3 separate regions of the Homo sapiens genome follow, and all the other regions are linked to region 3. The links are chromatin loops, found by intact Hi-C in ENCODE. Cell type or tissue: PC-3. All regions are shown on one strand.

Region 1 (5,000 bases), 430 kb after region 3:
ACAGGCACGCGCCACCATGTCCGGCTAATTTTTTGTATTTCAGTAGAGACGGGGTTTCACCATGTTGGCCAGGATGGTCTTGAACTCCTGACCTCAGGTGATCTGCCTGCCTCAGCCTCCCAAAGTGCTGGGATTATAGGCATGAGCCACCGCACCCAGCCTGCTACTGGTTTCTAATGGGTAGAGTCCAGGAATGCTGCTAAAGTCCTACAATGCACAGGACAGCCCACCACAGCAAAGAGTTGTCTGACCAAGAAGATCAATGGTGCTGAGGTTGAGAAATCCTGAGCTAGAGCAATGAGCTAGAGCAATGTTCCCCAGAGTATAAACTGTGGAACCAGATTCATGGATAGCCTGCAAAAGAGAAATGGGGATGTGTGGTCAGGTAGGTCTAGGGAATGCTGGGCTTGGGTTCAGGTTAAACACAGTTCCATCCTGCAATGCTTCCTGGGGGCCTTCCAATGCTGATATCATCCTGAGCCTCTGGAAGGAGGATTTGCAATGAAAATGTCCCACGTGTATTTGACCAGCTAATCTATGCCCATTATACAGAGTAATTTATAAAATGAACATATTTCCAGAAACATGGGGCCTGAAGAAGTTTCTGCCATTAAATTATAGACTTTGAGGTACAAGTTAGAGAGCTGGCCGGGGGCGAAGTGTGAAGGGCAGGAAAGCACGTGCCGCGGCAGGGACCTGGGCAAGTTCATCTGAGCACAACGCCTACATCTCCATGGGTTCTGCCCTGGGTGGGGGCAGTGTTAAGGTTCTAGAACATACGCTATCTAGAGGTCCAAATCATCATAAATGAGCATTGATCCATATGGGTCTATAGATGATCCCTGGAGAGCCAGTTAGTCCTCCCTTGAGTGAACCTGGCCATGAGACATGCATCCTGGTCCCATGAGTGAGGCAGAGTGTGAGCTCTAGTGGCCCCATTGGTCGAGAGGACTTGCTTTGAGTCTGAGTTTGGATCTCAGTATCACCACTTACTAGCTGTGTAAACCTAAATTTTCTTATCTGTAAAAAGGGATGATAATACTTGAGGACTGTGAGGGAACTAAATGAGCTAATATTTGTAAAGCACTTAGCATAGTGGCTGGTATATACAGGTGTTCAACAACGCAGCAGCAGTGATTAGAAATGAGTAGGATAAATACTATACACAGGAATAGCTTCCTCTCTTGAAATAGCCTAGCCCAGAGCATGCCCTTGGCCATTGCTGGGATCCCAGGAAATATTTGGATTTAGACTTTTTGGGCCACATTCAATTTCCAAGTCAGGGTTCAGGTAAAAAACAGGTTTCAGGTTTCCAAGTTGCAGAGGTTACTGCCCTGGGGACAGTCAGTCTTCAGGTTGGCAAAGTAACAACATTACTGTCCTGGAGAAACACTAAGTAGGTGTCCCTTCAGTAAGGGTTTCAAAATTAAACATCCAAAAAAAAGGACCTCAGCCCCCAAAAAAGAGTCTTTTTCTCCCCCCAAGACGGAGTTTCGCTTTTGTTGCCCAGCCTGGAGTGCAGTGGCACAACCTTGCCTCACTGCAACATCCACCTCCCCAGTTCAAGGGATTCTCCTGCCTCAGCCTCCCAAGTAGCTGGGATTACAGGCGCCTGCCACCACACCTGGCTAATTTTTTTGTATTTTTAGTAGAGATGGGGTTTCACCATTTTGTTCAGGCGGGTCTCGAACTCCTGACCTCAGATGTCCACCCGCCTCGGCCTCCCAAAGTGCTGAGGTTACAGGCATGAGTCACCACTCCCAGCCAGAATCATTGTTTTATTAATGCCCATTTCATAGATGGAGAAGTAGGAACCCAGAGACGGGAGGTGGTATGCTCAAGGCAACCCAGCCAGTGAGGAACACTGTCAGGGCTACACTCACACTCCTGACATTTACATGGACACATGTTCCATTAGGCTTCGTTTCTGAAACCTAAGCAGAAAGGAGCAGGCCAACAAAAGACTCTGCAAAGCCTACCCCAAACCATGTTGGTACACAGTACAGCGCATGCTTCCAACACGAAGGAAAGCTGGAACATGAGACTACAGCGCCCCCTGGTGCATCAAGCCTTATTTCAAGGTCAAAGTCATCAAGGTACATTGCCCAGGCTCTGGCACCATACCAACCCACAGGGACCAGCATATCTGAAATTGTGCCTTCAAGAGGAGCACCACAGGACTCAGCTGCAGAGCTACGGTGATTAGGCCTTCAAACCTGTTATTTACAGCTCAAAATGAGAAGCCTGCCAGGCAGGGCCACACCAGGAGTAACAGGGACAAGGTAACAATGAGCCGGAGCTGTAGGGGCAGTTAATGTATGGCAAGCATGTGAGGTTACTTAGCAGTTTATGTGTGGCAAGCATGTGAGGTTACTTAGGTTTCAAGGGCTTTCTGCCCATTGGCTATTTTGAATAATTTTGTGTGTTCAGAGCAAAGGGGCTGTCCCTAGTGCCTGGTACCTGGCCTCAGGGCAATTAGGGCTAATGCATAGTGGCCCCTGAGTATGAGGGTCTGATAAGAGAAGTGATTGGGGTGTGAACTTAGCTGTTCAAAAAGGGGAACTGACTGGCCTTTAGCCAGCGCCTTAAAACTGGTTCAAGACAGCATTTAAAAACCAACAACAACTATATTACAGAGGAGGTCCGAATAAACAGACAAAACTTTGGTAAGGAAATAGAAGACTGCAAACAACTAAATTACTAGTTAATTTTTTAAAAGATAACTAAAAATTCCTACACATTTGGAAATTAGACAACACATTTTCATGTGACCTGAATGTCAAAGAAGATACAACAATGGAAAACAGAAAACACATATAAGTGAATAAAAATAAAATATCACTCATCAATGTTGTGGTGGGTAGCTAAATTGGGCCATAGAAAAATTAAGACTTTAAATGGTTTTTTTGGTTTGTTTGCTTGCTTGCTTTGAGACGGAGTCTTGCTCTGTCACCCAGGCTAGAGTGCAGTGGCACCATCTCGGCTCACTGCAACCTCCACCTCCTGGGTTCAAGTGATTCTCCTGTCTCAGCCTCCAGAGTAGCTGGGACTACAGGCCAGCAACACCATGCCCTGCTAATTTTTGTATTTTTAGTAGACACAGGGTTTCAACATGTTGGTCAGGCTGGTCTCAAACTCCTGACCTCAAGTGATCCACTCCCCTCGGCCTCCCAAAATGCTGGGATTACAGGCGTGAGCCACCATGCCTGGCCTTAAATGTTTATAATTAAGAGAATGTTTAAATGTTTATGTTTAAGAGAAGAAAGACTAAAAATTAATGACTTGTTTAACTAGAAAAAGAATCAGTAATTTTCTAGAAAATTTCCAAAGAAAAAAATAATAAATAAGTTTAAAAAAAAAAGAAAGAAAGAAAAGGAAGCAGTAGGAAAAAGAAGAGCAGAATAAATTCAAAGGAGGTGTAAGGAAGAAAACAATAAATGTAAGAGCAGCTGGGCGTGGTGGCTCATACTGTAATTCCAGCTACTCAGGAGACTGAGGCATGGGAGGATCGCTTGAGGCCAAGAGTTCCGGGGTAACATAGCGAGATTCCATCTCTTAAAAAAAAAGAAAAAAAAAGAAAAGAAAACAGTCCGGGCACAGTGGCTCACGCCTGTAATCCCAGCACTTTGGGAGTCTGAGGCAGGCAGATCACCTGAGGTCGGGAGTTTGAGACCAGCCTGACCAACATAGAGAAACCCCGTCTCTACTAAAAATACAAAATTAGCCAGGCATGGTGGCGCATGCCTGTAATCTCAGCCACTCAGGAGGCTGAGGGAGGAGAATCACTTTAAGCCAGGAGGCAGAGGTTGCGGTGAGCCAAGATCACGCCATTGCACTCCAGCCTGGGCAACAAGAGCGAAACTCCATCTCAAAAAATAAAAAGAAAAGAAAAGAAAATGAAAAAAAAAATGACACATATAAGAACAGAAATCAAAAGTAAAATAAGCCCACTAAAGTATTTGGAAACACTAATGTAATTGGCATACCTCTAGGAAGATAGGCAAAGAAGCAGAAGAGAGAAAAAAGGAAACTTAAAACTGCAAATACAGACTAGCGATTAGAAACAAAAACTAGGCCGGGCGCGGTGGCTCACGCCTGTAATCCCACCACTTTGGGAAGCCAAGGCTGCTGGATCACCTGAGGTCAGGAGTTCAAAGCAAGCCTGACCCACATGGCGAAACCCCGTCTCTACTAAAAATACAAAACTTAGCTGCGCATGGTCGCAGGCACCTGTAATCCCAGCTACTCAAGAGGCTGAGGCAAGAGAATCGCTTGAACCTGGGAGGCGGAGGTTGCAGTGAGCGGAGATCTTGCCACTGCACTCCATCCTGGGTGACAAAGTGAGACCCTGGGTCAGAAAAAAAAAAAAAAGAAAAGAAAAGAAAAGGAAAGAAACCACTTATCAGTAGTTTAAATGCATTGCACAAAATCAAACTAACAGAAGATGATTTTACAGGCAAATTCCATCAAACATTCAAGGTACATATAGTAATCCTCCCTTATCCTTGGGAGATACGTTCCAAGACCCCTAGTGGGCACCTGAAACCACAGATAGTGCCAAACCCTATGTATAGTACTATATTTTTTCATCAGGTAACTCAGATGACTACTCCATGATTAATGGGCAGGTAACATATGCAGTATGGATATGCCGGACAAAGGGATGATTCACATCTCCTGTGGGATGACTAAGATTCCAACATGCTACTCAGAATGGCATGCTACTTAAAACTTAAAGAATTGTTTATTTCTGGAATTTTCTTTTCTTTTCTTTTTTTTTGAGACAGAGTCTTGCTCTGTTACCCAGGCGGGAGTGCAATGGCACGATCTCGGCTCAGTGAAACCTCTGCCTCCCGGGTTCAAGGGATTCTCCTGCCTCAGCCTCCTTAGTAACTGGGATTACAGGCGCCCGCCACCATGCCCAGTTAATTTTTGTATTTTTTAGTAGAGACGGGGTCTCACCATGTTGCTCAGGCTGGTCTCAAACTCCTGACCTCAGG
Region 2 (5,000 bases), 54 kb after region 3:
CACATTAACTGTATAAAAGAATCTTCATCCTCTCCAACTGTGGATAATGTCACATTTCTTAATTTTTGCCAATCTCACGAGAGTAGATGGTCACTTGTAATCTTTATTTTGAAATTCTGTGATTACTAGTGATGTGAAGTATCTTTTCATATTTTTTTCCACCATTTATGCTTCCTCTCCTTTAAAATACTAGTTAATGCTTTTTGCACATTTTTCTTTTTCTTTTTTTTCTTTTTTCTTTTTCTTTTTTTTTTTGAGATGGAGTCAGGCTCTGTCACCCAGGCTGGAGTGCAATGGTGCAATCTCAGCTCACTGCAACCTCCATCTCCTGGGTTCAAGTGATTCTGCTGCCTCAGCTTCCCAAGTAGCTGAGATTACAGGTATGTGCCACCATGCCTGGCTAATTTTTGTATTTTTAGTAGAGATGGGATTTTTCCATGTTGGGCAGGCTGGTCTTGAACTCCTGACCTCAAGCAATCCATCTGCCTCGGCCTCCCAAAGTGCTAAGGTTACAGGTGTGAGCCACCACACCCAGCCCCATTTTTTAGTTAGATTGTTTGTCGTTTTCTTATTGATTTGTAAGAGTTCTTTATAAATTCCATAAATTCTGGATACTAAGAATATGTTGGTTTTATGTACTACAAGTATCTTTTAGTTTGTGGCTTTCCTTTCAATTTTCAGGGTGTTTTTTGATGAATAAAGTTTTTAATTTTAATGTAGTAATATATAACAATCTTTTCTTCCATGGTAAACAATTTTTGTGTCATGTTTTAGAAATACTTTCCTGGCTAGGTGTGGTGGCTCACGCCTGTAATCCCAGCATTTTGGGAGGCCGAGGAAGGTGGATCACCAGGTCAGGAGTTCGAGATCAGCCTGACCAACATGGTGAAACCCCGTCTCTACTAAAAATACAAAAATTAGTCAGGCATGGTCGTGCACGCCTGTAGTCCCAGCTACTCAGGACGCTGAGGCAGGAGAATCGCCTGAACCTGGAGGCAGAGGTTGCAGTGAGCTGAGATTGCGCCACTCCACTCCAGCCAGGGCGACATAGCAAGACTCCGTCTAAAAAAAAAAAAAAAGAAATGCTTTCCTACCCCAAGATCATAGCCTCCAATACTTTTTCTAAATGTTTTAAAGTCTTTCCTTTCACATGCAAGTTTTTAATTCAATTATGATTTTTTTTGTATGTGTGAGGTAGGGATCCAATTTCTTTATTTTCCCCATATAAATAATTATCCCAGAACCATATATTGTCCCTCATTTCCCTGTGTTATATCCTGTACCCATGCATTGGTCTGTTTCTGGTTCTCTATTCCATGCCAAATACCTTACTGTTTTACTTGTTATAACTTCATAATAAATTATGATGGCTTATAGAGCAGTCCCTATATCTATTTTTCTTCAAAATATCTTGGCTATCACTTGATCATATACATTCAGAGTCAGTTTTTTAAATGTCCCCCCCAAAATTCCAGATGGCATTTGAATTAGAACTGCATTGAATCCATAGATCTAGGGAGAATGGGTATATCTGTAATACTGGGCCTATCTATACATGAATATATTTCTTGAAACTTATTAATATTTCCTCTAATGTCTGTTAATAACACTGAATCACTATCTCCATATAGGACTTGCACATCTTCTGTGAGATTTTGTCTTTAGATATCTTACATATTTTTTGGATGTCTGAATTTAGGTAAATGAAACAAAAATAAAGTGACATTTTCCTAAATGACATTAATTTCCTTCTTGTGCCCCTAGAAAAGTGTGTGAACCAAAATAAGCACCAAATATCAAATGAATAAAGAAATGCTTTGATATTTCAATTTTTTAAAAAAATAAAAGTTATTCATGGTTAATATGATACCTTCTTTTGGAAATAACTCATACATTAAAATACATAATCAACTGTATAGATGCTAAAGGTATTATTTCTTACATTTAAGAGAACCACTTAAGTTCCAACAAACACATTCTATTTCCCCAGGCAATGATACAGTTTTCATGATTGTGATATTGCTCATCGAAGTAAATATGTAAGAATTCAATAATTCAACATTCTAAGCACAGTGGTGTTCAGGAAGTAGCTGTTAAATGAAGGAATGTCTTCAGGAATAATTTCCATAATTATTTCTTAAAGTTAAAAATTCATAGATACTTCATGTATATTACATCATACATCCACTTGATGAATTACTTTATTTTTTAATTTATTTAATAGGCAATACATTCAAATGGTTCCAATAATAGTTAAAATAATAAAGAGATATATAAAAAATTATTTTCAATAAGTCCTCACTAAAAAAAAAAATCATCCTTAGGTTAGATAAACTTGCCATGGGCACTCCCACAAGGGGGCTCCCATACTTGAAGTTTGTGCTGAACCACTGCAGTACCTAGTTTGTAAAATTTGAACAAGATACAAAAGGGATGATCAAAATTATAATTCTGTCTTGATATATCCCAGGACTGTGACGTCTTAAAACACCTAAAGGAAAATCTAGAAAACTCCCATCTTGCCTGGGATTCGTGCTTTACAAATAATGAAGTTCGTGTTAGAAACTGCTAGCTGCTCACCAAATCCACATTCCCTTCTCCTTCAGGAAACACACCTATACTACATTTCCCAAACCCCCTTGCAGGTACGTACAGCCATGTAACTGAGATCTAGCCATGAAAAGTAAGCTGGATAAATGGAAGCCATGGTTGAAGACAGAAGGGTTTCTTTCAACAAGGTCCTCAATAACTACAGAGAGGAGGATTGCCCTGCTGACCTTTCACACACCGAATTCTATTAGTTGAGCAATAATAGATGTTTAAAAAACATCAGTTATGTTTAAAAAATTAGATGTATATGCCACATTAGCCTACTCTAACTACACTAATTTAGAAACAGATATCTTGATGTGAGGTGCTACTTCGAACAAAAATCTAAAATATGTGACATCTGTCTAGTGTGTCCATCTAGTGGGTAACAGCACAGGAAACATGCATCTGAAGCTGGCAAGATAAAGACATGTTATGTAATATAATTGCTTATGATTATCTGGACAGCAGACAAAGAATGCAGATCTAGAGAAGAGATTACGAAGTGCCAAAAGGTTAGCAAATAATGGTTTCTCCTTCCTATATTTATCAAGGCATTAAAAGAAAGAGTACTCAACAAATAACTAGTTGGTTTGCAAGCAGAAATAAAAGGGAAGAGAAAAGAGAAACTTAGAGCCTCAGATTGTTAGAAAAGTCAACTATTTCTAAATGCCACATAGTAAAAATAAGATTGAAAAGCACTTTGAGCTGCAAATCTCTGTTAAACAGAACAACCAAGACCTGTAGCAAAGATCAGATTAAAGTTGCTCTCCTTCATCCCACACCTATGTTTCAGATGTCTCAAGATAGATACCAGTGAGAAACAGCCATGGGGAACAGGAAACAAAACAAAACAAAACAAAAGACGTCTGGGGCTACAGTCTAAGAATGAATTTAGAGCGTGGTAATTAGAAGACTACTAAGTTCTTAAATTCTGTCAAAAAAACAAAAAAAACCCAGAAACCTGGCCCAAAACATGCTGTGATTATCAACTAATCCTAAGGTTCCCAAAACTACACAGGTAAGAAATGGCTGTGAAATAAGTATGGGCTGAGTATCCCTAATCCAAAAATCTGAAATCTAAAATGCTCCAATGATTTCCTTTGAGTTTCATGTCTGTGCTCAAAAAAGTTTCAGATTTTGGAGCATTTCAGATTTCTGATTTTTGGATTAGGGATTTTCAACATGTACAGTCCCCAGTAAGGGCATATTCCCTAACATCCACTTCAGATGTAGTCATGGAAAATAATGAGCAAGTAAGACCTTTCTGAGGCTGGAGTTAAAAGTCACCAAGACCAATGGTAAGGGAGCCCCCTCCAGTAAACAAAATAGGGAATGGAATGGAATAGAACAGAAACATACCCCTACTGCTAGGATAAGGCGGGCTTCATAATATCTGTTTAGCAGAATCTCATCATTGCTACAAAACAATGATGTGTGTCTTCCATTCTTCCTTTTTACAAGTTTTATTGTTTATTGTTGTTATCCTGTCCCTGCTCCTGAATATGGGGTGAGAGACAGTAGTTGAGGGAGAGTAACAAAACCATTAAGTACCACATCCAGATCTGATGGAGAGGAATGCATATCACCCACAGACCCTGAACTATGAATTGGATGCAGTGAATGAATGGGATTTGGGTTTTCTCTCTTGAGGTTGAGGTGTAAGTGTATTCTCTGTGAAAAGAATAATCACCAACACGGTGCGAGAGGCGGGGAAGGGGAACTGGTACACAGGGGCACTGGGGAACTTTGGGGGGTGATGAAAAATTCATATATTAGGCTGAGCATGGTGGCTCAAGCCTATAATCCCATAGCTTTGGGAAGCTGAACCAGGAAAATTGCTTAAGGCTAGGAGTTCAAGACTGGCCTGGGCAACATAGTGAGACCTGCTGTACAAATTTTAAAAATTAGCCAGGCGTGATAGCATGCACCTGTAGTCATATCTACTTGGGAGTCTGGGGTGGGAGGATCGCTTGAACCCAGGAATTCAAGGTTGAAGTGAGTTGTGATCATGCCACTGTACTTCAGCCTGGACAACAGAGTGAGATCTTGTCTCAAAAAAAAGAAGAAGAAAAAAGAAAAACAGAGAAAATTCTATACACTGACTGTGGTGATAGTTACATGTTTGAAAATGTTTGCCCAACTCATAGAATTGATTACCTTAAAAGGCATATTTTATTGTCTGTAAATTATACTTCAATAAGTAATGCATTTGACTGCTGAAAAAAGCCTAAGTGATAAAGTATCCCCACAAACCTCAAAATACAGGTGGATGAGGGCCAAACCGCCAAGTGCCACAGGACCCACTATTATCAGTGTCTATGCAGGAGGGAGCCAAGGGGCCTTTGACCTCAGGAGAATCCCAAAACAGCTAATATACCCTAGAGAGCACAGGTAGCTAATGTGAGAAC
Region 3 (5,000 bases):
AAAGCAATAACATGATGAGGTAAATTAGGTGGGAAACTGTGTGACATTCATTAAGAAATTAAAGTTTGGATTCACTGGTGGTAGACATTTTATACTCTCCCAGTACATCCTCCAATGAACTGGATTTATACACGCCCCACCCCAATTTACCCAACAAAAGCCAACAACAACATAACTACTGCCTCCACCACCACTACCTGGCAAGCCTGTCCTCTCCTGAAGGAAGCCCTCTTGGTTAACTCAGCCAAACTCTGAGCTGCAAAGCAAAAAGTGCAGTGTACTCACTGCAGTCGCGGACAGTTCAAACCCAGGGCTGTAAGAGAGGCATCTGTGAGGTTGCTGCAACCCGAAAGGCAGAGAGCCTGTAGCCGGTGACAGCCCCTGCATATCTGCACCACACCTTCATCCGTGATACGCTGAGGAAAAGCAGCACAGAAAGAAAAGTCAGAGGACACCAGCAATACCAAAACGGGAGCAGCAGAAAAGTATCTGCTGTTGTTCAGTTTTGGTTGCTGATTACTAGCATTTTATCCAAATAACTTCAACAAAATAAGTAGAGGGTAGACAGGTACTTGTGTTATCTCTGCACAGCTTTAAAATATTTCAGCAATTTAGATAAGATACATGCATCCAGGAAAAAATAAAGTAAAAATTTTAAATAATATAAATGGAGAATAAAAGTTTAAAATTCCATTTCTCCCTCACTAGTCATCAAAATATAGATTTTTTCATAAAATTTATAAACTCATAATTTAAAAATCTGATTAAAGAACTTTTGAGGCTTTCCTAGTTTAACTGACATTAATATTTGATTGGATTTCTGCAGATTAATGCTTTAGATATTTACAATATACACATATATTTATATTTCATCAAATGTTTTAGACAATAGGAAAATTAAATAAATCACAAAATTATTGATAAATACCTTAAATTCTATGAATTTGGCCATGAAGATTCAAAATAATATGTTCACTTAAACAGACTACTTCATATAGAAATAAACACGCACATCTATATTATACTTCAAGCCATCAGCCACTGCTATGCTACACGTAAGTCAAGGTCCTATTTTTGAGTAGTCCTGGCCCATATGGTCAACGTTTGTCCATAAGATAGTTTCTGGTTTTTTTCCCCACCACTAGGGACTCTAAAGATTTATAATATATTCATTTAAAGCTGAATGCAAGGGTTTTCCCTTACCTTTCTCAAAATCTATGTTCCCCTTGAAAACCTGGTAGGATGTAGCAAGCATCCTCTTCAATTATCAACATTTACAATGGCAGTGGAGAAGGACCAATAGTTTTTCATAGGCTAATGTCCTGATGAAAATGCCACCTTGCTCTTGCCTATGCGTTTTATTCTTTAAAGCATTTTTGCATGTGTTATTTCATTTTATCCACTGAAACAACGTGAGAGGAGTCATCATCCTTAATTTATAAGTTAAAAAAAAAGACACTTCATGTCTTAAAACTATTTAGTGACCAATTCACTGCATTCCTCAATAGCGTCCCTAATACTCTATTCAACAAAATCAAGACCTAGTCTGTATTATTTTTAGGGGAGATGTCAGTGGCTTTATATTGAGTATGATTCCTTTTTGTTGTTGTTGTTGTTCCAGCTTGTGACAAATTGGTAGGTTATATAAGGACACAGGATGGAAATCAGGGTGTGGCAACACAGCCCATCTCAGGTGCCTAGGGGGCTGCAGGGAGGCCTGAGGCAGACTGCTTTGGGAGACAAGATAGAGCAAACAGTGTTCAGGAAAGGCACGCTACTTACTGAGCAGGACTGCAAGTTGAGGCTCACAAGCTCATGGCAGTAATTCTGAATGTGTTTCAGAGCTTCATCTTCTAACTGAGTGGACAGAGAAAACAAAAGACAGCTGGAATCCAGGTGAGGGAACAGTGGGACACCAAGAAAAATGCAAAAGCAGCTTTCTGGATGATGTGCCCACACCTGACACATAACACAAACAGCTGTATCAACCCTCTGGTACCTGTGTGCAGCCCCTCAGGAGCAGGGCTTTCAGGCCTCGACAACCTCGCACCAGTGCCTCGATGCCATCCTTCGTGATCTGATCACACCAAGAGAGGTTCAGGTACTCCAGGTTTCGGCAGCCCTCACTGAGAGAACAAGAAACAAAAACTTATGTGCAGTCTCTCCTGTAGAGAGTTAATGACCAACTCTGAGTTTAGTACATCACAAGAAATTCCGAAGGGGAGACCATGCCTGGGACCTCTTGGAGTCACCTATTTCTTGCTGGATCCAACGTGACCATTAAGAAGGTTTCCAGAATGTTCATAGCTTTGGGTATTTCTCTTGACACAAACAATGGGCACTCTTACCTGATCCCCTTCAAGGAGCTGTTTGTAATAGACACACAGGAGGTCAGATCCAGATGTTTCAGCTTGGAACAGAATCTGCTAAGGCTATAACACGTGCTGAAAAAGAGCAGACGCACTAAAGATATTTTCAACCACGTTTCTCTCCCTTCTCTCTCCCCGTGGCTATTTGGTCACCAATTAATCTTCATTACTTACCTGTCAGTGATTTTTGTGCATCCATTGAGGTTCAAATGTTCAATGTTTCGGCAGTTCTGTGCAAAGGTCCTAAAATGAGAAAACATTTTAAAGCTCCCTGCAAGTTGCTGGACAGCCACTAGAGGGCATATGAAACCATTCACGCTTAGAACAGCGCTCCCTCAAACTTAATTAAAGCGCGTAACAATCAGCTAGGGTTCTTGTCACAGTGCAGATTCTGATGATAGATCTAGAATGGGGCTCGACAGTCTGCAGTTCAAAGAAACTCCCAGGTGATGCCAGTGCTGCTAGTCTAGGGACCACGTTTTGAGAAGCAGAGTCCTAGACTACCTATCAATCAGTTCTCCTTTACCCACAGCTTGGTGAGTCATCACCGAATCATGAGAATAGAGGCCTAGCTCCCTGCTCCCTCCGCTCTACAAAAAAATCAATTTGAACCAAGGGGGCAAATCTTCTAGTACTGTGCCATGCTGTCACTTGCTTACCCTAGAGCCTTTCCAGAGAAACCATTTCTGGCGATTGATAGAAGACGTCTAGCAGTTAATCAGTATCAAGACCCACTCATTTTACTGGTGAGGACATTCAGTCATGAAGAGGAACTTCCTCATTGATCTGTGGGTTGGTAGCAAGGCCAGAAGCAGCACATTAAAACGCCCTATTCACCACTCACTGCTTAACATATTCAGCAAGGACTAGCTCAGGTCGTCTCCATCATTCTGAAATACAGCTTTGAGATTTGCTCCTTCCAACCTGCCCTGGTACCGGTAGGGGGAACCAAGCCTGATGGGACTGTCTGAGATGAAGAAATGGGGCTGAAATTCTAGGAAGACCAAGGCAGCTGGAGTTATCTGGCAAGAGCATTGGAGTAGAGAGAACGTCACAAAGAGAACTCCAGAGATCTGTGGAGGGTGCCCCTCAAGAATTAAGTACAGGCCAGGCATGGTGGCTCATGCCTGTAATCCCAGCACTTTGGGAGACCAAAGCAGGAGGATCCCTTGAGCCCAAGAGTTTGAGACCAGCCTAGGCAACACAGTGAGACTCTATCTCCAAAACAACAACAACAACAAAAAGAATTCAGTACCACACTGATCAATGTATGCATGTGATGAAACTACCCAAAGCCCAAGGCCAGGGAATCAGAATGAACAAAAAGCATTAAAGGAAACAGTAGCCAGAGCTCACCGAGGGCAAGGAATAGTGCCCATTTCTACCAACCAAGAGTGAAAAATGCCACAATTCTTGGGGCATTGGGTAGAGTATTGAGAATAGTCTTCCTTTAGGAGTGGCGCATAATTAGCCCTAAACACTGCTTTGGTACAACCTAACAAATCTTAAAAACAAGACCTAACAGGAACTATTCCCAATTAAGTCAACTGTATCCCAGAACAAAACCTGAGTATTTATAGGAATACAAAAATATCTGCACCCAACAAAGTAAAATTCAAAATGTCTGGCATTGAACAAAAAATTATCATGTTTTCATAGAAGGAGGAAAATATATCCACAATAAAGAGAAAAGGTAATCCACCAAAACCTACTCTAAACTGACACAAATAGCATAAACAACAAAGGTATTAAAAGTTATAATGTTATTGCCTAGAATATATTTCTATGAAGCTAACAATTAAACATGTTATGTAGACACATGGAAAAATAAGAGATCCAAGTTAAACTTTTAGATATGAAAACCGGCCAGATGCAGTGGCTCACACCTGTAATCCCAGCACTTTGGGAAGCTGAGGCAAGCAGATCACTTGAGGTCAGAAGTTCAAGATCAGCCTGGCCAACATGGTGAAACCCTGTCTCTACTAAAAAAAAAAAAAAAAAAAATTAGCTGGTATGGTGGCACATGCCTGTAGTTCCAGCTGCTTGGGAGGCTGAGGCAGGAGAATCACTTGAACCCGGGAGGTGGAGGTTGCAGTGACCCTTGATCACACCACTACACTCTAGCCTGGGCCACAGAGCGAGACTCCATCTCAAAAAAAAAAAAAAAATGAAAACCACAATGGCTGATATAAAACTTTACTGGATGAGATTAACAACAGATTAGATATGGCAGAAGAAAAGATTAGTGAACTTGAAGACATAGCAATAGCAACTATCAAAAACGAAACACAGAAACAGAAATAGAACAGAGCATGAACGAACTGTAGGACAACTTCAAGCAACCTAATATACATGCGATTGGAATCACTAAATAAGAGAGACAGAGGAAGAAGGAAAAAATACTGAAGAAATAATTGCCAAAATTTTCCCCAAACTTTATGAAAACAATAAACCCATAGACCCAAGGAACTCAAAGAACCACAAGTGCAAGAAACATGAAGAAAAACACACCAAGGCATATAATAACCAAATTGATCAAAACCAGTGACAGATTAGCCATGCGTGGTAGTGTGTGCCTGTAGTCCCAGCCACTTGGGAGGCTGAGGTGGGAGGATCACTTGAGCTCAGGAG

The links. A loop is a pair of places that touch in the nucleus more often than their neighbours do. Peaks named below come from ENCODE experiments on the same cell type or tissue, not always from the same donor. Only the 100,000 strongest peaks of a DNase experiment are listed, where the experiment ranks them.
Region 1: a loop joins it to region 3, with 7 times the contacts of the local background. A loop is called at or near these places in 52 of 110 quality-filtered maps.
Region 2: a loop joins it to region 3, with 2.8 times the contacts of the local background. A loop is called at or near these places in 5 of 110 quality-filtered maps.

The regions. Positions count from the first base shown.
Region 1 is chr3:32,944,948-32,949,947 of GRCh38, reverse strand. No RefSeq gene overlaps it. Among named protein-coding and RNA genes, the nearest start is that of CCR4, 4.2 kb to the left of the region's middle. In PC-3, CTCF peaks have their summits at 2,057 (motif pointing left) and 4,548; DNase peaks (open chromatin) are centred at 2,037 and 4,617; H3K27ac peaks cover 258 bases.
Region 2 is chr3:33,316,565-33,321,564 of GRCh38, reverse strand. The region is part of intron 2 of FBXL2 (F-box and leucine rich repeat protein 2); the gene reads right to left. Among named protein-coding and RNA genes, the nearest start is that of FBXL2, 42 kb to the right of the region's middle. RefSeq lists a silencer at 4,802-5,000. In PC-3, a CTCF peak has its summit at 2,423; no DNase peak of the experiment used is centred here.
Region 3 is chr3:33,370,704-33,375,703 of GRCh38, reverse strand. It overlaps FBXL2 (F-box and leucine rich repeat protein 2), which reads right to left. Exons shown (of 15, transcript NM_012157.5): 6 at 2,544-2,612; 7 at 2,349-2,444; 8 at 2,000-2,126; 9 at 1,783-1,857; 10 at 286-416. Among named protein-coding and RNA genes, the nearest start is that of UBP1, 67 kb to the left of the region's middle. In PC-3, CTCF peaks have their summits at 981, 1,186 and 2,669 (motif pointing right); a DNase peak (open chromatin) is centred at 2,883; H3K4me3 peaks cover 422 bases; H3K27ac peaks cover 604 bases.